Regions from separate parts of the Homo sapiens genome. Here region 1 is linked to region 2. The links are chromatin loops, found by intact Hi-C in ENCODE. Cell type or tissue: dorsolateral prefrontal cortex. All regions are shown on one strand. Each heading gives the region's core, and the rest is flanking DNA. Links, peaks and the distances in the headings are about the cores only. Region 1 overlaps ASB9 (ankyrin repeat and SOCS box containing 9). Region 2 has its middle 12 kb from the start of GEMIN8.

Evidence for each region. A loop is a pair of places that touch in the nucleus more often than their neighbours do. Peaks named below come from ENCODE experiments on the same cell type or tissue, not always from the same donor. Only the 100,000 strongest peaks of a DNase experiment are listed, where the experiment ranks them.
Region 1: it touches region 2 in a loop (18-fold over the local background); 63 of 110 quality-filtered maps call a loop at or near these places.

What each region holds. Positions count from the first base shown.
Region 1 is chrX:15,232,332-15,248,142 of GRCh38, reverse strand. ASB9 (ankyrin repeat and SOCS box containing 9) reads left to right here. Exons shown (of 7, transcript NM_001031739.3): 7 at 3,513-4,156. The coding sequence ends at 3,637. Among named protein-coding and RNA genes, the nearest start is that of ASB9, 30 kb to the left of the region's middle. In dorsolateral prefrontal cortex, for the core only: CTCF peaks have their summits at 4,817 and 5,025 (motif pointing right); a DNase peak (open chromatin) is centred at 5,033; H3K27me3 peaks cover 6,300 bases.
Region 2 is chrX:14,034,531-14,049,202 of GRCh38, reverse strand. No RefSeq gene overlaps it. Among named protein-coding and RNA genes, the nearest start is that of GEMIN8, 12 kb to the right of the region's middle. In dorsolateral prefrontal cortex, for the core only: CTCF peaks have their summits at 9,479 and 9,679 (motif pointing left); a DNase peak (open chromatin) is centred at 9,692; H3K27me3 peaks cover 4,437 bases.

The DNA.
Region 1 (15,811 bases), core at 562-8,561, 1.2 Mb before region 2:
TGGGGAACAAAGACACCTCAAGTTGGGGAGCCACCTCTTGCAATCTTCATGGGCTCAGAGGCAGTTGAGAAACCAGCTCAGTACTTCTTTTCTTACCGGAGTATGGACTCTGAAGTCTTAGGGATTCTGGGACTTTGAAGCAGGCCTTCCTACCAGAAGGATTCTGATGTTATACAATCTAGTTATTTTCTCCCCACATGATGAGCAGTAAGGTTGGCTTTGGGCAGAACTGTAAAGTGGGCTAAGGAATCCTTCTTCCTCCTACTCTCACTGCCCCAGGGTACTTGCAGTCAAGTCCCTGCCTGGGGGCATGCCAAACAAGGCCTATGCTCCTGAGCAGTGCTGGTCAGGCAGAAAAGATTGACTCCAGGCCTGGACAAGGAACAGTCCAGTAGAGGCCCCTTACAGTTAAGCAGTGGGATAATCATGGAGCAGTTCTATCTGCATTTTAATAATTACTTGTTTTGAAAAAGTTCTATGTCTACGAGGCCCATAAAAATATCTTAATTTTTAAACAATCAGAATAAAAAATGAATAGAACAACATGGATTGTAATCATCTTTATACCAACACAGTTGTGAAATAGAATTTTTAATTGTTTTCACTGAGAAAGGGATTCATAAAGGCAAAAGTGCCTCAGGTCCCCCTCAGTCATAACGTAGGGCATACGTTAATGTAGGATGTATATGTCCCCTCCTCCATCAAACAACCTCATAGCATTCTCAAATTGCCTCCCCTGGCTTTTCCCTTCTGCTTTATTTCCCAAAGCCATTCCTAGAGACAGTAATTACTTTAATTTTGAATTTACGTTTTGCACGGTGACAGTGTGGCCTATGGTCCCACTAGTTTATGAGGTGTCATTTGCTGCTGGAGAGAATCACTACTTGTTTTGCCTCCATGAGTCAATTTTGGGGTTTTGGTGTAGTCACCTCTCAGAGGGCTCGGAGCCCACAAGAAATGGGGTCAGGAAAGTGCAGAAAACTAGACCTGTGGATTGCTCACAGCAGTTTCTGTCTCTGGGTGCCCCTACATTCATTTGCTTCAGTCCACCTGTTTCTCCGTTTCCTGGGGAAGGGAATTTATTCAATTACTGTCCTCTTTCAATGGTATGGCAACAGGAGAATGTTGGTAAAACCCAACCATGTTCTGAATTGGGCTTTGCGTGGGTGTTAGGAAAGGTAAGATTTTCCCGTTTTCTGAGAAAAGGGAAAAGATTTTAAGAATATTGCCACCTCACCCTTGATAAGCATCTAAAGCAGTGTTTGCTCAATTAAAACCTAGAAATGACTGTCAGCCCAACATGACCGCAGCCCCCATCCCCCCTCACCCAGTGCACTTTGGCTTTAAAACATCAATGGTTGTTGCTGGCCGGGCACGGTGGCTCACGCCTGTAATCTCCACACTTTGGGAGGCCAAGGTGGGTGGATCATGAGTTCAGGAGATAGAGACCATCCTGGCTAACACGGTGAAACCCCGTCTCTTCTAAAAATACAAAAAAAATTAGCCGGGCGTGGTGGCAGGCACCTGTAGTCCCAGGTACTCGGGAGGCTGAGGCAGGAGAATGGTGTGAACCTGGGAAGTGGAGCTTGCAGTGAGCTGAGATCACACCACTGCACTCCAGCCTGGGCGACAGAGTGAGACTCAGTCTCAAAAAACAAAAAACAAAACATCAATGGTTGTTGCTGGGGGAAAAAAGAAATCAAGGCCCAAAGGAATATGCCAATTCATAAATACACAATTAGCTGGTTTTATTACCGAGCAAAGCAAACCCCTTGAATATTTGCAGGTGCCAGCAAGTGACTGCAAATCTGTAGTGGGTTTTCAGCTCTGTGTCTATGGACTTGAAGCTACAGTTGTTTTACATTGTCTTACTTGTAGTAAACAGCAGCATTCAGTTGGCATCAGTAGTTATTAATACACTGAGTTTCCTGTGACATCCCACTTTTCTTAATTCTCTATCAGGCCTGCTCTGAGATCTTGTTATTTGTAATGCTTTATCAGTACCTCCTACGGTTGCCTCTGACAGCGTTTCTAGCACAGATGATCAGTCACATGTTTCAACATTCCTTAGTGAGGTTAGATTAGGTTCAGTTTCCCCACAGTGTGCTTTTTGCTGCTCGTTAATATGTGCCTTGAGAACACTGGGAAGCCGTTCATTTTTAAATGCTTTGAGTATACTGGGCATCATCTCATAGGTGCCTTACTCCAACAGGGCCCTTCTGTTAGGGCCTGGTTTAAAATACTGCAAGTATTTTTTTGATTGTATATGTGTCGAGTTCCATCTCTCCTTGTTCTGCATCACCTTGAGAGATAAGTTAACTCGGTTGATCCTGTAGTTGGTGGTATTGCTATAGGAAAATAGAGACCACAGTATCCTTTTGGATGTATTCACAACCCTGACCGCACACTCAGATGACCTCGGGCACATGCCTTTAGAAAATCCAGATGCTTGGGCTTCACCCAACAATAACTGAAGCAACATCCCTGGTTGGGGGGACTCAGCGTCCATGTAGTTGAATGTACCCCCACCCCAGGTGAGTCTGAAGTGCTACCTGGATTGAGGGCTACGGCTTTATGGAGTTCTTGAGGGTATATAGTTTTGCTTTTTAAAAAATAACCAAAAGAAGATTCCCATTACAATTTGATGCAGGAACAGGGGTAGGGGGGCAGGGAAAATCATTCCCCATCCTTTTGCCCTATAACAGAGTTTCTCAACCTTGACGCTATTGACATTTTGAATCAGTTGGGGGCTGTCCTGTGTACTCTGGGATTTTTAGAAGCATCCTTGGCCTCTCCCATTAGATGCCAGTAGCACCCTTCCTCAAGTTTTGGCAACCAAAAATGTCTCCAGACACTGCCAAATGTCCCCTGAGGAGCAAAATGATCTCCTCCTCCTTTCCTTCCCTGAGCCTCCTCCCAGTTGTGAACCACTGTCCTAAAATGTAAACTGTTGGGTGTTCCCTAAGCAAGGTTTGTGCTAGCTAGTTCACTTTTCACTTATGAATTGAAGCATTGGAATAGCTCTGAATACAGGATGTAAAAACAAACACGACTTCACATACTCTTAGGATTCACTGTGAGCTCATTATTTTTGAGTACCTTAATTTGCTCAAGTTATAAAATAAAAATGTTTGCATCTAGAAATATGCCCTTATTTTTAAAGATAAAAGAACACCATTAAACATAAATTTTATTTGTATTATTGGAATTTTTGTATAGCTGTGTAATTCCCAAGTTAGCTTATTTAAGCCTCCATTAGTGAGGCTAAGCTTTAAATTTCTTTCACTCTGTTCTAAATTAAAAACCTAACAAGCTTATTTCAATTAGCTACCGGAAAAGAGAGAACATAGCCTAAAAATGCCTTCTACAAAAAAACCCCAGAAAATGGTCTTAAATAGTTCAATATTATTTCCTTATAACAATGTTCTATCTTGGATGCTTTTTTTTTTTAAAAAAAAGGAGTCTTAGATCAATAGCACCATTGTATGACTTGTCTTATGATCTTTCTCCAGGGCCCCCTTCTTTGATGCAGTTATGCCGCCTTAGAATTCGGAAGTGTTTTGGAATCCAGCAGCATCATAAGATAACCAAACTCGTCCTCCCAGAGGATCTGAAACAGTTTCTCCTACATCTTTAAATGCATCTAGGGAATGGATTCACAAACGATGTGAAAACATTATTGAGTGTTGTAGCCACTAGAATTTTAAAATCAAGTTGGATTTATAGAGTTTGACTAGTTTTTTCGATTAGATTTGTATTTGTTATAAACTTGTTTATGGAGTTTGACTAATTTTTTCTATTCAATTTGTATTTGTTAAACTCAAGCCAGGGTTGAAAGACACTGCATACGTTTGTATTATTAGTTAGAAGGCATGAAGACTTTTTTCCCTGCATGGAGAGTGTCATAAGTTATTGTTTTGCATATCTACTGCATGCCAAGCACTTTCTGCATCATCTAATTTAGCCCTCACAGCCACTGGGTCAAGATGTCCAATTTTCCAGAGTAAGGATAGAGGAGTCAAATTCAAATACAGGTTTTCTGACATTAACTTATGTGATGACTTGATCGAGGCAGGCTTTTCCAGCATCACTGTCCTGGTTCCATCTCTGCTATATGGGAATGAAAATAAAGAAACATATTTCTTGGCTTGTCTAATTTGTTTTAAGCTTCCCTGTTGTTACAACAAAACCACTACTGTCCTAGCATAGTGTGGGCGCCAGTTCTTTTTTTCAACCAAAACACTATACATATTAAGCATATTCTAGAACCTTGCTGCTTAATACAGTAGCAACTAGTTCAGTGGTTCTCCACTGGGGTTAATTTTGTTACCCAGTGATGTTTAACAATAACTGGAGACATTTTGTTTGTGACAACTGAGGAGGGGTGCTACAGGCATGTAGTGGGTAGAGGTCTGGAATGCTGCAAAGCCTCTTACAATGTACAGGACAGCCCCACCGCAAAGAACTTTCCAGTCCAAACTGTTAATACTGTAGTGCCCAGGTTGAGAAACCCTGCTGTAGCCATGTGCCTATTTAGAAGTGTAAATTAATTAAAATTAGGTAAAATTAAAAATCCAGTTTCTCAGTGTCATTAGCCACATTTCAGGTATAAAATATGCACAAATGGCTAGTGGCTACTGTATTGAACAGTGCAGGTACAGATTATTGCAGAAGAAAGTTCCATTGCCCCATTGAACAGATTTCTATTGGACTGTGCTCTTTGGAGGCTCGAGGAATGGATTTTTAACTGCCTTTCAGTTTCAGATTTACAGGAACACTGGTATAATTTAGTAATGATGGCTGTAGTTTCAGTTATCTCTCTGAGAGATGAATTTGGGGCTCCATTGCATCAATCGAAAGAAAATTGTAACTCCTTAAGTCAAATCCTTACCTGTAAGATTACATATGGTCTAGATGATCTCTAAATCTATTTCCAATATAATTTTTCTGTAATTTTTAATTTGCTATATGAAAGACTCCAGAATATTAGTCTAAAATGCACAGCTAGTTTCCCAGCAGATGGCACTGTTGTCACAGTCACTTAAGCGAAAGGTTTGCTCCTCATAAATGACCCATCATAAAATGGTTTACAACATAAGCTCTGGAAATTTCCATTCAAGAATGAAAACTTTGTAGTGATAGATTCCACTGACACCGGGTTTCCTTCTTTTCCTATGTACACAATAATCCAAATGTGACTTTACAGAACGTTACCTCTCCTACTTCTTTTTAACAGAACTTTACCTCCTACTTTTAAAAAAATTGATCTGATCATATTTACATGTACTGCTTAGGATTTACGCCGTTAATTAACATCAACATCCTGCCACTAGGTAATTCATTTAGTTCATTTACTTAGAAAATATGTGATGAATTCCCATGTCTTTATCAGGCACTATTCTAGGCACCAGGGTGGTAAGGAATGTGACAGGTAAAGATACTTGATTTCTTGGATGTTACGCTCTGGTCAGAGTCATCCGCTAAGGGGTGAGGAGCTGTAGACGTTTTGCTATGGTTTTCTTTCTGAAAGCACCAGTTTAGAAAATAGCATGGTTTCTCATATAAAATGTATCAGACCCTTGCTTATGTTAATCTTCCTTCAGTCAAATCCACCGAGTTTAACCCAGAACTGTAACAATTATTAGAACAGCATTTTTTTCTTCTTAGATAGTCCAGGCAGTTAATCAATTTGCAAGTCCATATAATAGATGGTCATCCCTACAGATGGGAAAAATACCGTTACCACTTCACTCATAGCAATTTAGGAAAATTTCAAATGACCTCACTTAGCCATGCTCAAAAAGAATATTATATTTAAATAATCTGTTATGAGTCTAGATGTGGTTATATTTATAAGTGGCATATACCTTTGAGTGCTTTATCATTCCAACCTGGTACAACCTCATAAATTCTATCATCAAAGCTGGTTAAGTGGCATTGAATAGACCTTACCTTTATGAATGATGGACATAAACTCATGAACCCATCTTTTTTAAATGATCATTTTGTCTGTTTTTAGATTGCAAACGACACATATTTATTGTCAACCAATCTCATTGTCATTGTACTACATATTCCTTGCTTTTATTCAGTACACATGCTGGCTACTTGGTGCCCATTGCTAGCACAATTCATGTTACAATGAAAGAGGAAGGCAAGAGGAAGGGACCAGGAAAGGATGGCTTATTTCTTCAGGGTTTATAATGGGGCTAATTGACATGGGCTGATACTCCGTGTACCAGGTCGCAGTGGCCAGCCATTAAGCAGACATTAGGGGCTCAGAAATGAGGGTCTAAGATGGGCTCAGCTGTCTACTCTGGAGCATGAGGTTTCAGCCTTCATAATATGATAAAAGCCCAGCATTAGGGCTTCAGCCTCAGACCAAGCCAGCATCAAAACCAACTGAATAATAGCTCCCATTCTAGATGGCTTGCTGAAAGCTAGGCATGATGCATTAGTGATTTATAAACCTTCCCTCAAACCCTCACAGTTCTTATCCCGATTTTATGGATGGGGGTGCAGAGGGGTTAAGGAACTTAACAAAGTCAGTAGGTGGTGAAGCCGGAGTTTAATGCCCAAGCCAGGGCTGTTAATCAGTACACACTCCACCTTCTCTTTTCTTCAATGAATCCCAGAGTACTGGTCACTGGGTCCTAAAAACACCCTGCTTAATTTCCTGGTAGGTCTGGGAAAGGAGGTGGAGCCCAGTCTGTAGGTCAGAGGTCCCAGTGTGATACCGGGAGGCTGTGCCAGGTTTAGGCCTGGACATCACAGAGCCCTTTCCCTTATCACATGAACCAGCCTGGGAGGTCCCAAACTTGCTGTCTCCTGAGGCAAATGGGTCAGCCTTGTTCTGCCAGTGATGCTGGTGAGCACAGAATGACGACCCCTTCCCATAAGACCAAAGCTAACATGGCAAATGAACTTTTTTCTGAACTGGTATTATTTTGGAATGACTTAGTGACAAAGTCTTTCCCTGTAATGTGGGAGGGTGGAGGAGAAGCTTCCTGGGCTTTGGACAAAATTGGCTGCTTATTTCCTAATTGTGTATTTCTTTTCTTTCCTCTGTAATGGTTTTCTATTGCGTGTAACAAATGATCACAAACTTAAGTGGCTTAAAATAACACCAATTGATTGTCTCGTAATTTCTGTAGGTCAGAATTTCAGGGATGGGGTGGCTGCATTCTCGGCTTTGGGGGTCTCACATGGCTGCAATCAAGGTGTTGGCTAGGGCAATGGTTTTCATCTGGGGCTCAGAGGTCTTCTGAGCTCATTGGTTGTTGGCAGAATTCAGTTCCTTGCAATTGTAGGCTGAGGTCTCTCTTTTCCTGCTAGTTGTCAGCCGAGATTGCTCTCATCGTCTGAAGACCAGCGACAGTTTTTTGACATGTGACCCTTTCCACAGGATATTCTTGATGTCGATGTGCACTTTCTTCCAGGCCAGGTGGAGTGCATCTCCCTGACTTCCTACCTTGTGACCAGCTGGCTGGCGGCAAGAGCTCTGCTTCTAAAGGGCTCACCTGATTAGGACAGGCCCACCCTGTAATTTGGGACCTTAATTGTATCTTCAAAATCACTTCAAAGCACCACCCAGGATAGTGTTTGATTGAATAACTGGCAAAAGAAGTATGTACACCAGAGGCTTAGAATCTTGGGGGCATCTTAGAATTCTGCCCACCAAACCTGTTAATACCTAATAGCCATCAGTTCTGTGTTGATTTATCTGAAGTACAATACATAATATCATAATTATGATTCTTTTTTTTTTTGACACAGCATCTCACTCTGTCACCCAGGCTGGAGTGCATTGGCGCCAGCTCAGCTCACTGCAACCTCTGCCTCCCGGGTTCGAGCAATTCTCCTGCCTCAGCCTCCCAAGTAGCTGGGACTACAGGCGCAGGCCACCACGCCTGGCTAATTTTTGTACTTTTAGTAGAGACGGGGTTTCACCATGTTGGCCAGGCTGGTCTCGAACTTCTGACCTCAGATGATTCGTGCGCCTCGGCCTCCCAAACTGCTGGGATTACAGGCGTGAGCCACTGTGCCCGGCCATGATTATTTCTTTTTTTTTTGTGCCCCCCCTCCCCCGCCCCCCCACCTGCCCTGCATAATGATTATTTTTATTCCATCCAACATGCATACAGTGTTTACTCCATGCCAGGCATGGCCCTAAGAATTTCACAAACATCAACTCATTTAATACTTATAATAATTCTATTATATAGGTGCTGTTATTATATCCATTTTACAGCTACGGAAACTGAGGCTTAGAGAGGTCAAGCAACTTCCCCAAGGTCATACGCTTCTGTCAGTTTCCTTTAATCACATCAAGCCTACATCATCAAGTTTGGCAGTGTGATGAATGAAAAGTCCAGGTGGGGCCAGGAAGTGGGACTTCTCAGCCTTGACGCTTCCCTTTGGGGCCTTTTCACTAAGTACAGGGCCACTGGCGTGCTCACCTAGCGGGTGTGGTGTGGTGGGGGAGTGCTGTTCTCTCTTCTGCTGGCCTTCATGACTCTTCTATAAATCTAAGCAAGAAAGTTCCAAGTAAGCAGATGTTTTACAAGAGGCTTCATTAAAGTTTGTGGAAACGAAGAGGGAAGCTGAGTTTGCTACAGGTTCACCTCCTGGCCTAGCTTTTGGCCAACATCCCTGGGATAGAGGACATTGGTGCCTTACCTCTCCTGACTTCACTTATCTGTGATGTTTCCTCCACATCCTGGAGAGTGAAGCCCAGAGAGAAAACGAGCCTCCCTTCTGTTCAAGGCCCACCTCCCACACTCTGGTTTCTTGTCTCATTCCACGGTGGTGTCACTGGGAGTGACCAGCTCCTACTCATTGTGAAATAGACTTACTTCATGACCACAGACCAATCTTATCATATGGCTGAGGTGCCTGCAAATTCCAAAGGCGTGCACTTCCAGAGGCAGGGCAGGGGGGCTTTCTGTTAGATGTAACCTGGAGGTTTTGTTTGTTTGTTTGTTTTTGTGAGTAAAGAACAGGAACAGCTAGGGCTTCCTATGTCTTGATCCATCCTTCCCTTCAGGGTGTTTGGACTGGGGAACTAAGGAAGTCAGTCTCAGGATTGGTTCTGCCTTGGGCTCTTCTGAATGAGAAACAAGGCCAAAATCCTTGGCAGGGTCCTCTCAGTACAGAAAAGGGTTCAATCTTCATGCTATCACCTCTATGATGTGATAAAGAAGAATGTGTTACTACCTAATATACCCTCCAAGACCTTTTGACTCCTTCAAGTGTATAAATTCTCACTGATTTGACAAGATTGATTTTCTACCCTTTACTTTGCAAAATCCATTGTGAGACCGAAGCAAGTAAAATTGATTTCTGCTCACTTCCTTTCCCACCTAAGGCCTCTTTGCTCATTCCTGAAGATATGAGATTTTCTAACTTTCAATGCCCTTTTGAAAAGCTTGGGGTTTTTTTAGTACAGTAAAAATCAGATGGTTCTACAGGTCTGTGTGGGAATTTTAATGTGATATTCTAAGTGTTGATGTGTCATTCATTCAAGAAGACACCTCTGTTGTATCATACTTGGAAGCCTAAGTATTTACATTGTAAATGTTGAGCTATGACCATGAAAACTGGGGATAGTATAGTATCACCTTGATTTTCATTCAATTCACATTTTGTGCATTTCGCTTAAGGATGTGCTTCAGAAAGCCAGTGGTAGAAATTTATTCCTCTGAGTTGCATTGTACAGAATCAAATGTAGCGGGTCTGCATTTTATTTTTCAACATAAGGTTTAAAGAATGTCCTTTTTAGTTCTCTAAAGAGAATTTAATTGATTCTTAACCACCATCAGCCTGGCTGGAAATTCAACATTAGTCACAATATGGGCTCCACTGAAGGGTTAAGCAGAGATATCACGGGTTTGTGTTGCCCAGAACATACAAGAAGGGCCCTTTGGTCTTAGGTCCAGGTGGCCGCTAATGATGTTTGTAGTCTAGGCCCATGTGGTTCTTTGGAGGCAGGAGGCTCCGAGGCAACCATGTAACATAATGCTCAGGCTGGGGCTGGGAGCCCTAGTGCCTGAGACCCAGCCTTCCTACAGAGACCCTGTAGCCACTCCCTCTTAATGCTGTGCCACCTCTCCAACACAAGCTGTTATGTGGGAAGAGGACATGAGCACCAGCTTCTGGGACCCATTCCCAAACCCCAGATCCCCTTTAGTCTTGGAGAATTAAAGTCTCTCCATGTTAGCAAACTCTACCCTAGGTCTCCAAGTGCTCTCTGTCTTCTAATCCTGGGAAAATCTAGCATAATTCCCTCAGTGAGTTTCAGAGATGCAAGCCAAGAAAGTGGGCACTCATCACAGAAGGCACCTGCCTCTGGGGAACCATAACCTTCAACTCTGCAGCACAAATGTTCCTGAGCCCAGGGAAATACAAGCTTGGATAATTTCTATTCGCCAACAAAACAGAAAAAGTGATTATAGGGAGGTGACTTTGGAGGTTGGAGAATAAGAAAGATGTAAAGTAATTGTCTCCAAGAGTGGGAAAGTTAACGTTACTAGATAAACATGGTAGGCTTGTTAGGTATGTTGAGTGCCCACTTGAGCACCGTGGTCATGCTTGTTTTCCTCCAGCCATATTTAGTGCTCAGGTACAGCTGTAGCTTGGGTAAAGAACCGGGAAAGAGGAACAATGGAGTTAAGGGGAGTATCCAAGAGTATGACTGCTGTCTAAACTGCGCAAGGAGGGATAGGAGGACTTGCGAGGGCAGGGATGGTGTATGGTGAAAAAGTGATAGGGTCAATGGACTGGAGGTTCTAGTGGTCTCAGTGAGTCAAAGAACTATTGGTGTCTGGGGTACTAGAGTGAGTGAATTAGAGAGAGAGAGAGGGCTTGATGGTTAGTGAGAGGCTCGAAATCAAGATTTTACAGGTAGTTTGGTTATTGGAGATGGCAGACTCTAAGAGAAAGTGGGTGGATTAAGTGATGTAGATGAGAAGATTATTGGAAGTGAAGACTTCAAGGGACAGAGACGCTAGGATGCAGGGTGAATTGTCTTCGCTATGAGTGGAAAAGTTGTCAAGAACAATGACAAGCATCAACGATTAAAAGGAAGATAGAAATGGCTTTTATCCAAAAGACAGACAATAACAATTTCTGGCAAGGATGTGGAGAAAAGGGAACCCTCATACACTGCTGGTAGGAATGTAAATTAGTGTAACCACTATGGAGAACAGTTTGGAGGTTTCCCAAAAAACTAAAATTAGAGCTACTATATGATCCAACAATCTCATTCTGAGGTATATAACCCAAAAGAAAAGAAATCAGGATATAGAAGAGATATCTGCACTCCCATGTATATTGCAGCACCATTCATAATAGCCAATATTTGGAAGCAACTTAAGTGTCCATCAACAGATGAATGAATAAAGAAAATGTGGTACATACGCACAATGGAGTACTATTCAGCCATAAAAAACTGAGATCCTGTCATTTGCAACAATATAGTTGGATCTAATAACCTGACGTTTCTTTTCTTTTCTTTTTTTTCTTTTTTCTTTTTTTTTTTGAGACGGAGTCACGCTCTGTCGCCCAGGTTGGAGTGCAGTGGCGCGATCTCGGCTCATTGCAACCTCCGCCTCCCGGTAATAACCAGACATTTCTTGATGACCACAACAAGGAGGAGTGGGGGGTTGTGTCCTCTGATGGTATGTATGTAAAAAAACCTAGATGTTTGACAGAGAAGAACAAGAAATGATCTAAAACAGAGGTTGACAAACAATGGTTAGCAGACGGAATCCATCTTGCCACCTGTTTTTGTAAATAAAACTTTATTGGCAATTGGCTACACCCATTAATTTACATATTGTCTATGGCTGCATCAGCATGTCAGAAGAGTTGAGAGGTTGTCACAGAGAGCAGATGGCCTGAATAACTTAAATTATTTACTATCTGGTCCTTTACAGAAAAAGTTTTCTGACCCTGATCTATAATTAGCAATGAAGAGCAAAACATTAACCTCACAATGAGAAGTAAGCACAATTAATATAACAATAATTTTTATTGCCACACGAATGTCAAATCCTTCTGCTCCTTCTGCTCTAGATCATCAGATCAAACATTTTGGCTCAGTTGATTTTTTTCATGGTCAATCTATTCATTGGATGGCTGAAATGATAGAATGGCTGCTTGTTTTACCTTTATGTATGTATATATTTTTTCTTTTGAGCCTAAGCCAGCTTACATGATTGATTTAGAGGTAAATTTCATAATGTGCAGATCCAGAGCACCATTCATTTAAAAAGTAAACTGCAGACTATGGCACTATTCTTTGGTTTGTTATGGTACTGAGTAAAGATGCTAGTGGATATGTCTTCCATGACTGATTTCCTATTCAATCTTACCTTGTTCCCTGTTGTTAGTCCTGAGAATATGAAACCATCCTACATTGCTTTGCCCACTGTCTAATGAGACAGGGATAGACAGCACTCTCAGGGTAGTCAATCTGTATGCTTATCAGTGGTCACTGATGTTTCTTCTTTGGAAAATTTGAATCAAGCAATACAAAGACTCAGAGAATGGACAACTGAGTCAGATAAGTGGTAGGACACCAGAGTAAGTATGCACGTATGTGTATTGTTAAACTTCCTGAAACTATCTTCTTCATTCCTGCTTTTCCTGGAACCTATACAGCTTCCTCTTCCAGGAGATCTTTATCCTTTTACTTAACCTAACTTGAGTAGATTCTATTCGTTAGAATCTAATGATTACTAAGAGCATGTGAGTGTCCAGTTCTTGGTCATAAGTGGGTCTATTGGCTTGTCTCTTCCAGGAATTCAGATAAGATGTGTTCCCCAGGCCAGCAGTCCTTCATGCTGCTTGTCATAAGGAGAAAAGAATATGGAGAGAGCAGCATAGATGCAAATCAGCCTTTACTCGTTGGAAGACCATTGCTGGCAGGAACCTAACTGAAACAGAGCCAACAGGTACAGTCCTCTTCCAGTATCCTTGGGGAATTGGTTCCAGGATCACTGTTGGATACTAAAATCCACAGATGCTCAAGTCCCTGACATAAAATGATACAGGATTTTCATATAACCTAGGCACATCCTCCCATGTACTTTAAATCATCTCTAGATTACTTAAAATACTGAATACAATATAAATACTATATAGTTATTGTACTGTATTTTTAATTGTTATGTTTTAATTGTTTTTCTTCAATATTTTTGAAATCTCTGGATGCAGAACCCATGAATATGGAGGGCTGATGCTATACAGTCTGTAACAGATATACTTTTCTAGTCTTTTTTTTTTTGAGATGGAGTCTCGCTCTGTCACCCAGGCTGGAGTGCAGTGGCGCAATCTCGGCTCACTGCAAGCTCCGCCTCCTGGGTTCACGCCATTCTCCTGCCTCAGCCTCCTGAGTAGCTGGGACTACAGGCGCCCGCCACCACACCTGGCTAATTTTTTGTATTTTTAGTAGAGATGGGGTTTCACCGTGTTAGCCAGGATGGTCTCGATCTCCTGACCTCGTCATTCGCCCGCCTCGGCCTCCCAAAGTGCTGGGATTACAGGCTACTTTTCTAGTCTTAACGGAAAGGACTGACACCCAAATAGCAAGGGTCGCTGGAGTCATTTGCCACCCAAGGATAGTCTAGGTATTCTCTCAGACAAAGCTAAGAGTAATCATTTGAGATGAAAATGGTTTCCTTGGAATATTTTTATTAACTAGAGCATCACCTTGGTGGTTTTCCTCCCTGCATTTTCCAGAACTGACATTAACTGTGGTGTTTGTAGGAATGTAATTCAAATGTGGCTGTTATCAGTTATATTCTGGACCTAACTGCTGGTGATAAAAAAAAAATTTAAAAAAAAGTTTCCTGCACAGCCCCTAGCTACCAACAGTTAGTGATGTAAGCAGTCCTTGTTGTGCCCTTCAGTTCATTAATAAGCTCTTCTGATCCAATCGCTGCCTATGTCAGTTGGGTTTAGTGAAAATGTACTCTGTACTCTGGGGATTTAGTAGCAGACAAGAGGAAGAACCAAACGTGTGCCAGTACCAGCTACAGGGAAGACACTACACCAGGGATTTGGAAAGACTTTGACCAGTGGAAATCTCGATTTGTCAGTTTCCAAGGCTTTAAATATACTCTTTCTCTTGCCTGGTCAATGATGACATTGTTCACTCTGATTAATGAATAAGCAATTCTCTGTCTTTAGCTCAATAATCTGTGGATTGAAGGCAGCTGTTCTACTATGGATCCTCACCAGTGGCAGTGATGCTAAATTGGTTGCTCAATGATGCTGGCAGATAATTCTCCTTGAGCTGTGAATTTCTGTGTCTCATGTGATTTCCACTCTAGGTCAGGACTGGAGACAGCTACTTTGAGAGAAAAACTTTGGTTTGATGTGAGACTTCCAACTGTACTGTGCTAAAAGAAGTCATTAAAACAAACAGCTTTTTCTGTAACTTTCATCTTCTTAGGCTTGTCATAGAGGGCAAAGGTCCCTCTTTAAGTGGAGAGTCACGGAATAATAAGCTTCTCTGAATTAGTTTGTTAGTCACAAGAAGAATGACTCAGAAATCAGTTAGGACGCTTGTTTTCCCCAATGAGAATAACAGAACAATATATGATATATGGCTGCTTTCAATATAGAAAGCACTTCATCACATGATTTACCTGACCACCAGAGGCAACATAATGACATTTTGTCATGGACACTAGTCGTTGAGTAGTGATGTGCTGGTAAAATGTTTAACATCCAAATCCCCAGTAAAAAATTACAAGCACTTGGTTTGTAGTGTTTGCCAGTTTCTGTGGTGTAGAAATGCCTACCATGGCCAATTTCAAGCTACCAACATGACATAACCGAATGCAAAATTTGGAAACAAATTTGCACATCCAGCTTTTAAGAGCCAATACCACTGACTCCAGTCATGACTGCCTTCTGGGGACAGTTAGACTATGTACAATGAGGCTGGCTTTTGTTAACTGCTTCAGAAGAATGCCAGCTTGTGGGGAGAGCTAAGGGAGATGTTTTGATGATGTCCCTCACACAAAGGTGTGCCTCACTTTTATGGCTTAAACACAAGCTAAGGACAAACTTGTTTATTTATTTATTTATTGAGACGGAGTCTCGTGCTGTCCCCAGGCTGGAGTGCAATGGCGTGATCTCGGCTCACTGCAGCCTCTGCCTCCCAGGTTCAAGCGATTCTCCTGCCTCAGCCTCCCAAGTAGCTGGGATTACAGGAGCATGCCACCAGACCCAGCTAATTTTTGAATTTTTAGTAGAGATGGGGTTTCACCATGTTGGCCAGGCTGGTCACAAACTCCAAGCTGTTTAATTTGATGAGGCTTCATTTGGCCACTCTAGGTAAATTGTGTGTGACTGACTACTATTTCAGTTTCTTATTGTGACAGTACAGAATTGTAGAAAGAAGTTGGTATTGGGGTGGGGTGTGGCATGTTAGTGGAAAGATCTTGCTTCTATACCCAACTCTTCCAATTACTGGCTATTTTACTTTTGGGAAAATTATTTACCACCTGTCCTCTTCCCTTCCTTCCCAACAGCTTATGAAAAACAACCAGCCAGCAGCTTCTTCCCAACCAACTCAACAGCAAACCTGTAGCATTGTGTGGCCAGGTGCCATGGCTCACGCCTGTAATCCCAGCACTTTTGGAGGCTGAGGCAGGAGGTTCGCTTGAGTCCAGGAGTTCAAGACCTATAGCATTGTGTATTTTGCTTTTCATCTTCTCTACTCTCCCTCTGGGAGTTTAAACAATAGAACACTGATTGGAAGACAGAAACAAGATGTTAGGAAACTCGGGAAACCTGG
Region 2 (14,672 bases), core at 6,673-14,672:
ATCCATTTATCTAATTTTTGCTTTTGTTGCCTGTGCTTTTGAGGTCTTAACTAAAAATCCTTGCCCAGCTCATTGTCATCAAATGTTTCCCAACGTTTTCTTCTAGTCGTTTCATAGTTTCTGGTTTTACATGTAAGTCTTTAATCCATTTTGAGTTAATTTTTGTGTATGGTAAAAGAGGTAGGGATCTAGTCTCATCCTTCTGCATGTGGATATCCAGCTTTTCTAGTACCATCTTTTGAAGAGACTATTCTTTCCCCAGTGTGTGTTCTTGTCACCATTATCAAAAATCAGTTTGGTCATAAGTGCATGGATTTATTTCTGGACTTTCTGTTGTGTTTCATTTGTCCATGTGTTTATTTTTATGCCAGTACCATGCTGTTTTGGTTACCACAGCTTTGTAGTATATTTTGAAGTCAGGTAGTGTGATGCCTCCAGCTTTGTTCTTTTTGCTTAAGATTGCTTTGGCTATTTGGGGGTCTTTCGTGGTTTCCCATGAATTTTTGGATCATTTTGTTCTATTTCTGTGAAAAAGATCATTGGTATTTTGATAGGGATTATATTAAATCTGTAGATTGCTTTGGGTGGTAAGACCATTTTAACAATATCAATTTTTCCCATCCATAAACATGAGCTATCTTTTCATTTATTTGTGTCATCTTCAATTTCTTTCAGTGTTTTATACTTTTGATGTAGAAATCTTTCACCTCTTCAGTTAAGTTTATTCCTATGTACATTTTATAACTATGCTAAATATAATTGTTTTCTTGATTTCTTTTTCAAATCATTTACTATCAGCATACAGAAATGCTACTGATTTTTGTATGTTTGTCAAACTAAGAAGCTTTTCCACAGCAACAGAAACAACAGAGTGAAGAGACAACCTATAGAATGGGAGAAAATATTTGCAAACTATACATCTCACAAGGGGCTAATGTCCACAATATATAAGGAACTTAAACAACAGCAAACAAAAACATAATCTGATTTTTAAATGGGCAAAAGACCTTAACAGACATTTCTCAAAAGAAAACATACAAATGACCAACAGGTATATGAAAAAATGCTCAGCATCACTAATCATCAGGGAAATGCAAATGAAAACCACAATGAAATGTGACCTCACTCTAATTAGAATGGCTATTTTCAAAAAGATGAAAGAAAACCACTCTTGGCAAGGATATGGAGAAAAGGGAACCCTTACACAGTGCTGGTGGGAATGTAAATTAGTAGAGTCATTATGGAAAACAGTATGGTGGCTCCTCAAAAAGTTAGAAATAGAACTACTGTATAATCCAGCAATCCCACTACTGGATATATATCCAAAGGAAATGAAATCAGTACATCAAAGAGATATCTGCACTCCCATGTTTACTGCAGCACTATCCATAACAGCCAAGACTTGGAATCAACCTAAATGTCCAAAAACAGATGAATGGATAAGGAAAATGTGATATATCTACACAATAGAATAGTATTCAGCCATTAAAAAGAGTGATATTCTGTCATTTGAGACAAAATGGACAAACCTGGAGGATATCATATTAATACATGAAATGAGCCAGACACAGAATGACAAATACCACATGATCTCACTGTTATGTGGAATCTAAGAAAAAGTGATCTCATAGAAGTAGAGAGAAGAACAGTGTTTATATCAGAAACTGGGGAGGGAATGGGGAAGGGCAGGATGAGGAGAGGTTGGTCAGTGTGTACAAAGTTAAAATTAGGCAACAGGGATAAGTTCTGGTGTTGTATTACACAGTAGGGTGACTATGGTCAATGGCAAAGTATTGTATATTACAAATTAGAAGAGAGATTTTTTAATGTTCTCACCACAAAGAAATGATATATGCATGGGGTGATAGATATGCTAGCTACCCTGCTTTGAACATTATACAATCTGTACATATATCAAAGCATCAAATTGTACATCACAAATATGTACAATTATAATGTATCAATTAAAGAATAAAAAGTTTTAAAAATAAAATAATCCAAATATTTTAAAATCTACATGCAGAAAAATCTACTTATAGTGGTAAAAAATTAGAAACAACTTAAATATCCCCACATAGAAGAAAGACCTAGCAAATTATGATATAGCCATTTGAAGAGACATTTTGAAGCCATACTAAAAACTATTGAATTGTGTATTTTAAATTGGTGAACTATATGGTATGTGAGTTATACCTCAATAAAGTTGTTATAAAAACATGCATAGTTTTGTGCACACTATGAGTACAGGAAAGCATATGCATAGAGAAAAATTCAAATTGTGTGATATGATTATATAATTATAATGACAAAAATTAAAAATGAATCTGATTCATGGACAGCAATCGACATAGGAATTTTCTACCTAATTTTGTGAGCATTCCATATTGTCTTCAGTAAAGATTCATTTATTAGTTTCAAGCCAGATTCAGAACACTTGGGGATGAGGACTGTGAATAGGAGGTGACTCTCCCTAAAAGCCAAATGTAGTATAATAGATTAGAAAGGTGACCGGCAAGCACACAGTAGGTTTGCACTAACTATTAGCTGAGCTTTATTTCTCACATTACATCCTGAGCCCTCTTCTCTCTTCTCCCTACAGTCTCCCTTGAAATCTCATTCTTTCCCATAACTTTGACTCCTTCTGTAGTAGTAAGTCCCAGATTTCTATTTCCAACACAGAGCTTTTTTTTCCCCGAATTTCAAACTCCTGTTGCTATCTGCTTCTTGTTAATAATAAATATAAAGTTTACAAATAAACCGTGTTAATCAGAAAACCAAGCACCACATATTCTCACTTATAAGTGGGAGCTGAACAATGAGGACACATGGACACAGGGAGGAGAACAATACACTGGGGCCTGTCGGGGCATGGGGCCGAGAGCATTAGGGAAAAGAGCTAATGCATGCTGGGCTTAATATCTAGGTGATGGGTTGATAGGTACAGCAAACCACCATGGCACATGTTTACCTATGTAACAAATCTGCACATCATGCACGTGTACCCTAGAGCTTTCAAAAATAATAATAAAATAATAAATAAATAAACTGTGCTCATTGCTGTTAAGCACTTTCCCTTAGAACCTGTACTTAAAAGAATCTCTTTGACTTTTATTTGGCTGAATACAAGCTTTTTATTTGAATACTCCAACCCAATACAATTGTCAAGCTAGTGGTGAGCTGGGGGAGGAAAGTGAAAAGTGGGAGAAGGAATTTAACAGTGTGCTGTGTAACTATCTCCTCTGAATTCCCACTTAAAATTGAAAGCATGTACATGTTCAAAGACAACTCCAGCCTCCAACCCCTTTTTCTCTTCTCCCACTGAACCACGGAATATGAACTCAGATTATCAAGAGATATATCAAACAAATTATCTCAGGGATACTGACAAAAGGCCATAAATGCCCCAGAACAGAAAGACACATATTGTGGTAATAATTTGCACTGTATTAATGCTCCAAATGCATTATCCCATTTAAACCTCCCATCAACTCCAAAGTGGGTGCTAATAATATCTGCATTTTCACATGGGATTCAGGCAAGAATACATTCAGTAAATTGCTCAAGATTACACAGTTAGGAAGTAGAGAAATAAGACTTTGAATGCAGTCAGACTCTAGAGCCTCACTCTGTAGATCAGGGTTCCTTTACCTCAGCACTAGTGACTTTTGGAGCCAGATAATTCTTTGCTATGGCTCTGTCCTGTGCATTGTAGGATGTTGAGCAGCATCCCTGGCCTCTACCCAGTAGATGTCAAAAACAACTCCCCAGCAGTAACAATCAAAAACATCTCCAACATTGACAAATGTCTCCTGGTGGGAAAAAATTGCCTCCAGTTGAGAAATACTGCTATAGATGGGGCAGGGGGAAACTTGCTTAGAGATTAAATACATTGCCAATCTATGACAACTGGTAAATAGCCCAATCTGCATTCAAACTGAGAATGACCTGACTCCATATGCCATTATGCTATATTGATCAACTTGGCAAAAATAAAACAAAATGAAACAAGAGCAAAAAAAAACAGATAGGAATAAAATAAAACAAATAAACTATTATTTTGGAATGATTTGCTTCCATTTAAAGAAAAAGAAACAGAAACAGTCCCTAAAGACTGTTTAAGAAAAAGACTGTTAATGATTGTTAAAGAAAGAGTCCCTGAAATACTTAAACTTAACTAAGAGTAAGCAGAGATGTTCTATAAAGTAGTATTTCTCAAAGTTGGCTACATATTAGAACTATCTAGTGAGCTTTAAAAGTACGGATATCTGGGCCTCATCCCCAAGAGATTCTAGTTTAATTGGTCTGGAATGTGACCTGGGTTTGGGATTTTTAAAAGCTGTTCAAGTGTTTCCAATATGAATTCAAAGCTAAGAACCACTGCTGTAAAGGATTCAACTAGTATTTTATTTCTATGGGTCTTATCAATCATGCATATTAAATTGATTACATACATTTAGTTTAATAGAAAACCAATGGATACCTAATAAATTGAGAGCGTACATTACCCTTAACATTCACTGAGCTACTGATCACCAAATTTGTAGATGTTTATAGGATCATATAGCCAGAAGAGAAAGTATTCTCTAGTTCCTAACCTTTGGACCATCTTGTCCCCCATCATCATTTCCAACAAAAAATTAGCCAAAATTTGAAAGGGTACTGTTATTTCATGATTATTCACAGTGCTTTCAAAGTGTGATGGAAGAATATTTTTTCAGTTATTGGGTAAAATGTGATTTTGGAATGGTTTCAAGACTCTAAACACTTTATTTTGGCTTATTCCAATATGTGTGATTAAGTAATTTTTCTAAACATTAACCTTGTCACTACTACCATGAATAATTCAGAATTCAATAGATACATTCATTTCTAATATGTAATATGTTCAGATAACAATAAGACACCTTAGGTTTTCATTACTGTAGCCGTCAAACTACGGAAGTGATAACATTTGCTTAAATGGCTTTCTATAACAATGACCAGCAAATCTAGCCTAATGTAGACAACACTGTTATTCACTCCAAATATACTCCCTTTCCTTCCATAGACAGTCTATGCCTGCACATGGCAAGCAATAAAACAGTATGAACATTCAGATAATTTATCCAGTGTTGATGATCATTTCTAATTACACTGTACAATAATTTGTCCAGTGATTAGCATTGATTATTACAAAATGGTCACTTCTCAAACATTAATCTAAGCTGACAGGCTCAGAACACAATACCCCAAAATACAGTAGCTTGGCAATTGAGAAAATGGCAGAAGCAGGAAGGTCTCTCTCATCTTCTCCCACCATTCTCCCCTGAAACAGGCCATAGAATCTAGGAAGGTCAGTCTCTGACCCTCTCCTTCCTTTCTCCCCTGAAGACCCTCATATGACAGGTGTCCTGCCCTATACCTAGAGGAAAGAAATGTTACACAGAGAGGCCAAAAAGAATCTGAACAAACAGGCCTTGCTAAGTTCCCCCAAATTTACTACCACTATGTCATATTATTTTGTCCTCCAATCACACTTCTGCATGACTGTCCACAAAAATATGGTTTTCCCTTAGTCTCTGGGTTTTCATTTCTGAAGCTTCCTGTGTTATGTAAAATTTATATTGAGTAAACTTGCTATGCTTTTCTCTTTTTAATCTGTCATTTGTTATTGGGGTTTCAGCCATGAAGGAACCCAAAATATTTCTGTCTAAAACACTGAGGACTATTGACCTGAAGAAGGTTAAAACACCAGAGGACACTCTGCCCCTCCCTCTGCCTGCCTGATGACAGGAGAGCAATTTACAAAGACAAAGGTCTTCCTGTCCTCCTCCCTGACTTTTCCTGCCTACACTTGCTCATCAGCTGAGAGATAACAGTGCCAGAGGACCTAGGAACAAACTTGACTCTTCCCATAAGTTTACCTTCCCACATTTGCCCACCTTTTGGAAGCCTGAAAATGCTCTCTTCTTTGTCTTGTCACTATAGGATTTAAGGCTGTTTGTTGAAATACTATTTAAGCAAGTCCCCTAAGCCACTGCCTTAAGAGAGAAATACTTTTGAACAGAGGCCTCTCCCAAGTGATGGGTACAGCACGTGTCAATAAACTTCTGCTGGTTTTTCTCTTGTTAACGTGACTTTCGTTTTCAGGAGTGTCTCAACTAAGAGAGGGGTAAAAATAAGAAATTATATTTTCTCCCCTATAGTCATGAACCTTATAATGAGTGAGGAAAGACACTCCTTCTCCCCTACAAAGTGTAGATGACTTTTTATACATTGATCCTTGGAATCTGTAAGGTTCTTGAGAATTAAGCAATAGAAACCAAAAATTATGTCCCATTACAAGTTATCTTCCAACCACCATTCTGAAGATTAGGAGGTGGGTTTGCTTATTCGTTTTGTGGTTACTGCAAATTTTGTTGGGTATTTTTTTTGTTTTTTGGAAGAAAGAGAAGGCTTGGAAGTGTAATAAATTTTCCCAAGCCCTGGAAGTGCATAAATACTTTCAAGAGCAGGGTGAAGCTCAACAAATTATAGTATAAACTCTCTTCAATAAAATACCCACACATCCACTGTGGCTAAGGTTGAACTGGAGTCTTATTTTAGACAGCAGAACTAAAAGAAAATAGCACTCACCCTGGGTAGCAGAAATGCCTGAATTTATATAACACCTATATTCACAGAGTTAATGTACAATTTAGTGAAATTAAATTAATTAATTTTTAATTGCACAGAGGGTCCACTCTACTCCTATTTTTAATTCTTTTGTAGGAAGGAAAAAAAAAGGCTCCAGTGAGTTGTAATTGTGCCACTGCCCTCCAGCCTGGGCAAAAGAGTAAGAGCTTATCTCTAAATAAATAAATAGGCCAGGCAGGCATGGTGGCTCATGACTGTAATCCCAACACTTTTAGAGGCCAAGGTGGGCAGATTGCTTGAGCCCAGAAGTTCGATACCAGCCTGGGAAACATGGCAAAAACTCATCTCTACCAAAAATGCAAAAATTAGCTGGGCGTAGTGGTGTATGCCTGTGGTCCCAGCTACTTGGGAGGCTGAGGTGGGAGGATCACTTGACCCTAGGAGTTCGAGGCTGCAGTGAGCCGTAATCATGCCACTACACTCCAGCCTGGGTGACACAGCAAGACTCTATCTCAAAAAAATTTTTTTAATTAAAAATGAGTGAGGGTAGGGAGCATAAATACATCCTTCTTTTGAGTCTCCACAGCACCTAGCAACCTGCTTTACACATTCAAAATATGTCTTATATATTTGAAATATGGGCTATTTATTGATTGGCTGAAGGAAAAGATCCTTGAATTCCATAAATTATGATTCTCTAATTTATCTTTTATCATTTCTTCTTTTCCTCATTCCATTGCTTCTTTCTCAACTGGAGGTAAATTTGTCCCAGGATGAAGTCTATGAATGGAATGGATGAAGTGTCATGGAAACAGAATGGAGCAAATCCAAGTGTGGGTTTTTTTTTTATAACTATTGATTTCTTGACTCTGCTTTCAGTTTCCATTGATTTGTTGGTGTTAACTGGATTTATGACTACTATGCTTTGTTTCTGTGAGTCAGTATTCTATTTTCCCTGAAGCAACATGTCTGTTGTACACAGGCCATCTCCCTGAGACCTCAACGCATCCAGAAAACAGCCAAGAGCTGAGAAGTAAGCAAAATATCTCTGAACAACCAAAACAGGTATCACCATGTCTCCACTGTCCAAACACTTACATAAGATGGAACACCTTTTGGAGCTCTCTGCACATAATTCTAGTCAATTCGTTTGTGTGATTTTCCTAACAAGGCATGTTAGAAGCAGCAAATTTGTTGGCAGGTTAGGAAGGATAGGTTGCCAAAGGCTGGAACACTGACAATCATTAAAATGACACCTGATAGACTAAAAGTGAGAAAAAGAACAAACAACAAAAAAAGAAAACATGTAAAAATAAGAACCAAGGAATCAAAACTCAAAAGAGATTTGATCATGCCATGTAGAGGCAAATAACCCTATATTTGTATTGCTCATTGCATTCTAGTGTGGGAGAGAAATTGACATTCATCATGGTAAGCCTGAGATATAAAGACAAGAATAAAATGTGCTCAGGAAACTGTTGGAGAAGACAGGAAAGTACACAATAGATTTTAGAAAGATTTCTAGTCAAAATGGTTTTGTTGTTGTTGTTTTTGTGTTTAGAGGAGTAAACATCAGTTAATGGGGAAAAGAAGATTCATAAGTCATTTAAATAGGCCACTTCTTTCCTAACAGACTGGACAAATTGGGCATTACTGTATTTCAAACAAAGCACGAAAAATCTCTTTAGAAGTGTCTCATTCTACAAATATACTATAACCGCAATAATGTGATTTAGGAGGGAAAGAGAGAGACACACACACAAAGACTGCTACTAACTCCTGGACAGGTTAGAAGTTATTACCATTCCATCTTTCTTGCCATTGTTCCCCAACCACATATATTCTCAACTTTTACATAGCTATTAGCATAATATATGATTTATTTTGCTTTGACTTGACTTATCATTCATCACATACTTTCCATGTGCCTATATAATATTCATAATTTTCATTTTGATGGCTGCCTAATAGTCCATGTTCCTAAATTGCTTTCAATTTTACCAATTATCAATAAACAATACTGCAATAAACACCTTCACATATACAGCTATTCTGTCCTTGTGTAGTTTTGGATTACTATCAAACAATAAATTCACCAAAGTGAAATTAGAAATATATCTAAATTAAGAAATGTATTTGAACAGTGACTTGCTTTACGAGGTTGTGGTGAAAATGAGGTTGTAATACCAGTCAAAGCCCTCCTCCCCAGATTAGCAGAAATTTAACTCCTCACTTGACTCTCCCCCACTTCCCTGAATTGCCCAAGAACCCAGAGATTCATTCAGTCAAACTCTTAGCAGAGGGAAAACTAGAGAATCTGACCACCGTCCAGTGGACACTTCTTGACGCCTGCTGTTGCTTCAGTTACTCAGTTACTCCTGTCCTATGGCACATGCATCTAATGAGTGGATATCATGGCTCTTAAACCATGAACTCACAACACCCATGTGTGAAGAGGGCCCCGTGGGCATCATTGTTCCTCTACTAACAGATGAAGATAGGCAGGCTCTGAGAAGTAGTGACACAACCAGGAAGGGACAAAGACAGACCTTCCATCCCTCGGACAGGGATTCATCCATTTCACCGTGCAAGCTCATCATGTACAAGATCCATGCCAAGAAAAATCTGACAGTATACAGGGACAGGACCTGATTTTTTTTCTTAATGTAGAAGGGTGATTCTGCACAGTATATGTAGTTGTGCTTCTATGTCAATGACCCATAAAATATCTTGTGAGGACAGAAAACATAACATACGTAAAATTATGCTCTAAAAAAGCCTTACACATTGTTGGCCTCAAATTATTTTAGCCAGTTGAAATGAAAATTATTTAGAGATTAATTTTAACCTAATTCGGATTTTGTTGAAGATGTAGTAACTTTAAAAACAATGTGAAAGAATAGAGCTGGAAACGCAGTAGTGAAATATCATCTAAAAACAATACACTATTGAATTTTAGATGTATAGAGTCATTTACATGTGACTGACATGTGTCACTACAGCCTATGACTGAGAGATTAATGCACTTCCTTTTAAAAGCATTTCTCCAATACTTTGTACAATTGTGCCCTCTGCCGGATGCACATGGGTATTATTTTACAGGGCTATACATAGGAAACAATGCTTTATAATCACATCTTTTTAAAGTAAAACTTTTCAATACTTGAATTCTGTGTATATTTCAGCAATTAGTTGGTTCTATCCCACACAAACTTCCTAATCCTCTTTTTAAATTACTGATAATCTCATTTACAGAAATCAAAACATTGTTAAAGATTAGCTCAGTACTGTTTAGTGCTGTCAGCTGAGTAAATTGTTACTTCTCAAAAAAGAACTCATAACTAAATATAAATATGGATAAATCTCTTGAAAGTTTCTCATATCTCAATAAAATGCATAATGAAACCATTTATTATCATATTTAAGTTTACAAATATCCACCCAATTATTGTCTCATTTCGTTTCATTATTTAAAAATATTTATTCCCATGTAGCATACTGGATTTCAATGATACACAACAAAATAATATGTGGTCTCAATTCTCAAGAATTTTATTATTAAATGGAAAATGGTGAGAAGTAAATGAACAACTGCAGAGTAGCACATGCCATGAACACTGGGATGTTCCAGATTCCCCTTCAATGAGGAACTTGCGGCTCCAGTCACAGAGAGCCTCCTTACGCAATGTCACACCCCTTTTCAGGAGCCCACATCCAATGACTGATCCATGCTGGAGAAAAAAGTGCCCACCATATCAGCCCAACTTTCTACAACTCAGAAGGGCCATTCTGGCTCCCTAAATCCCCTGGGGTTTACCACAGTTGTTAGGCACACATTCAAGCTCAGCCCTTCTCTCTACCCCAGTGGTTTTCAACTGAGGGCAATTTGCTATCCCCTCCTTCCCCACCACCAGCATATTTTGCAATGTCTGAAAACACTTTTGGTCATCACAACTGAAGGGGAGGGAGGTGTGTATGTGTGCTACTGGCATCTAGTGGGTAGAGCCCAGGGATACTGCTATGCATCCCATAGTGCACAGGACAGCCCCACAACAAAGTGTTACACCTAGTCTGAAATGTCTCTATGCCACAGTTGAAAAACCCTGTTCTATCCAATCTCGTGCTTTCCTTTCCCTTTCATAGGTGTTGGTCTGAGGTCATTCTTTTTTTTGGGGGGGGGTGTTTTGGTTTTGTTTTTCAACTTTTGTTTTAGATTTGGGGGTACACACGCAGGTTTGTTACAAATGTGTATTGCATGATGCTGAGGTTTGCAGTACAATTGAAACCATCACCCAGGAAGTGAGCATAGTACCTAACAGGTAGTATTTCAATCCTTTCTTCCCTCCATGTCTCCCTCCTCTTGTATTCCCTGGTGTCTATTGTTCCCATCTTTATGTCCATGTGTGTCCAATGTTTAGCTCTCACTTATAAGTGAGAACATGTGATATTTGGTTTTCCATTCCTGCATTAGTTCACTTAGGATAATCACCTCCATCTGCATCCATGTTTCTGCAAAGGACATAATTTCATTATTTGTTATGGCTGTGTAGTATTCCATGGCGCATATGTACCACATTTTCTTTATCCAATCCACCATTGATGGGCACTTGGGCTAATTCCATTTCTTTGCTATTGTGAATAGCACTGCAATGAACATACAGGTGCATGTGTCTTTTTGGTAGAATTTCTTTTCCTTTGAGTATATACCCAGTAATGGGATTGCTGGGTCGAACAGTAGTTCAACTCTCACTTCTTTGAGAAATCTCCAAACTGCTTTCCACGGTGGATGACCTAATTTACAGTCCCACAAGTAGTGTATAAGCATTCACTATTTTTTTTTTTTTTTTTTTTTTTTTTTTGGCGGCGGGGAGACGGATTCTCGCTCTGTCTCCCAGGCTGGAGTGCAGTGGCGCGATCTCGGCTCACTGCAACCTCTGCCTCCCGGGTTCAAGCGATTCTCCTGCTTCAGCCTCCTGAGTAGCTGGAACTACAGGCACGCACCACCACGCCCGGCTAATTTTTGCATTTTTAGTAGAGACGGGGTTTCACCATGTTGGCCAGGCTGGTCTCCAACTCCCAACCTCAGGTGATACGGCCGCCTCAGCCTCCCAAAGCACTTTCGCAGGCCCACCAGCATCTGTTTTTTGCCAAGGTCATTCTTTACCGAACATCCTGCACCCTAAACTCCATCAAAGAGTTGGCTTTCTGGGAAACAGTTACGATAGTATCCATAAGAAACCATTTGGTCTTATACGTGTGTATAAGAGAGACAAAGTAGTATGTATGTATATAAATTTATTAGTATGAACAAAACTAGGAGGACATACGCTAAATATAAAGAGTGGTTATTTCATTTTTTAAATGTTTTGTTTTTAATTATTGTGGGAATATAATAGGTGTATGTATTTATGGGATACATGAAATGTTTTGATATAGGCATGCAATGTAATTATCACATAATGAAAGATAGGGTATCCATCCTCTCAAGCATTTATCTTTTGTGTTACAATCCAATTATCCTCTTTTAATTTAAAATGCACAATTAAATTATTATGAATTATAGTCACCCTGTTGTGCTATCAAATACTAGGCCTTATTCATTCACTTTATTTTTTGTGCCCATTAACCACCCCCATCTCCCCATCACCCCCCACTATGCTTCCTAGCCTCTTGTAATCATCCTTCTACTTTCTATCTCCATGGGTTCAATTATTTTGATGTTTAGATCCCACAAATAAGTAAGAATATGCAATGTTTGTCTTTCTTTTCCTGGCTTATTTCACTTAACATAATGACTTCCAGTTCTATCTATGTTGTTGCAATCTCATTTTTTTTTTATGGCCGAAGAGTACTCGGTTGTGTATATGTACCACATTTTCTTTATCCATTCATCTGTTGATGGACACTTAGGTTGCTTCCAAATCTTGCCTATTGTGAACAGAGCTGCAACAAACATGGGAGTGCAGATATCTCTTCGATATGTTGATATCCTTTCTTTTGGATATATGCCCAGCAGTGGGATTGCTAGATCATATGGTAGCTCTATTTTTAGTTTTTGAAGAACCTCCAAACTGTTCTCCATAGTGGTTATACTAATTTACATTCCCAACAACAGTGTATGAGGGTTCCCTTTTCTCCACATCCTTGCCAGCATTTGTTACCGCCTGTCTTTTGGATATCAGCCATTTTAACTGGGGTGAGATGATATCTCATTATAGTTTTGATTTGCATTTCTCTCATGATCAATGATGTTGAGCACCTTTTCATATGCCTGTTTGCCATTTGTATGTTTTCTTTTGAGAAATGTCTATTCAAATGTTTTGCCCATTTAAAAAATCAGATTATTAGAGTTTTTTTTCTGTAGAGTTGTTTGAGCTCCTTATATATTCTGCTGATTAATCCCTTGTCAGAGGGGAAAATATTTGTTTGCAAATATTTCCTCCCATTCTGTGGACTGTTTCTTCACGTTGTTGATTGTTTCCTTTGCTGTGCAGAAGCTTTTTAATTTGATATGATCCCACTTGTCCATTTTTGCTTTGGTTGCTTGTGTTTGTGGGGTATTACTCAAGAAATATTTGCCCAGAATGTGGTCCTGGAGAGTTTCCCAAATGTTTTCTTGTAGTAGCTTCATAGTGTGAGGTCTTAGACTTAATTATTTAATTCATTTTTATTTGATTTTTGTATATGGTGAGAGAGACAGGAGTCTAGTTTCATTCTTATGCATATGGACATCCAGTTTCCCCAGCACCATTTATTGAAAAGATTATCTTTTCCCCAGTGTATGTTCTTCCCCCCTTTGTCGAAAATGAGTTCACTGTAGGTATGCAGATTTTTTTCTGGGTTCTCTGTTCATTGGTCTATGTGTCTGTTTTTATGCCAATACCAAGCTGTTTTGGTTACTATAGCTCTGTAGTATAATTTGAAGTCAGGTAATGTGATTCCTCTAGTTTTTTTTTTCTTCTTCTTATGATAGCTTTGGATATTCTGGGTGTTTCGTGGTTCCATATAGATTTTATGATTTGTTTTCTCTATTTCTGTGAAGAATGTCATTGGTATTTTGAAAGGGATTGCATTGAATCTGTAGATCATTTTGGGTAGTATGAACATCTTAATGATATTGATTCTTCCAATTCATGAACATGGGTTTCCATTTTTTGGTGTCCTCTTCAATTTCTTTCATCAGTGTTTTATAGTTTTCATTAAAGAGACATTTCACTTTTTTGGTTAATTCCTATATATTTAATTTTATTTGTGGCTATTGTAAATTAGACCACTTTATTTCTTTTTCAGTTTGTTCACCGTTAGCATAAGAAATGCTACTGATTTTCGTATATTGATTTTGTATCCTGCTACTTTACTGAATTTATCAGTTCTAATGTTTTGGTAGAGTCTTTTGAGGTTTTTTGGGATGAAAGGATGGTGAATTTTATCAAATGTTTCTTCAGCATCAATCTAAATAATCATACGGTTTTTGTCCTTCATTCTGTTGATATGATGTATCACATTGATTGATTTGCCTATGTTGCATCCCAGGGATAAATCCCACTTGAGCATGATGAATGATCTTTCTAGTGTTTGATGAATTCAGTTTGCTAATATTTTGTTGAGGATTTTTGCATCAATATTCATCAGGGATATTGGCCTGTAGCTTTTGTATTCTTTTTGTGTTGTTGTTAGATGTGTCTTTGTCTGGTTTTGGTATCAGGGTAATATTGGCCTTATAGAATGAGTTTGGAAGTACTGCCTCTTCCTCTATTTTCATTTGTTTCAAGACATTTTTCAATTTCCTTCTTAATTTCTTCATTGACTCACTGGTCATTCAGGAGCATATTGTTTAATTTCCATGTATTTGAATAGTTTCCAAAATTCTTCATCGATTTCTAGTTTTATTCCATTATGGTCAGAGAAGATGCTTTATATCATTGTAATTTTTTTGAATGCTTTAAGACTTGTTTTATGACCTAACATATGGTCTATCCTTGAGAATAATCCATGTGTTGAGGGAAAAAAATGTGTCTTCTGCAGCTATTGGATAAAATATTCTCTAAATATCTATT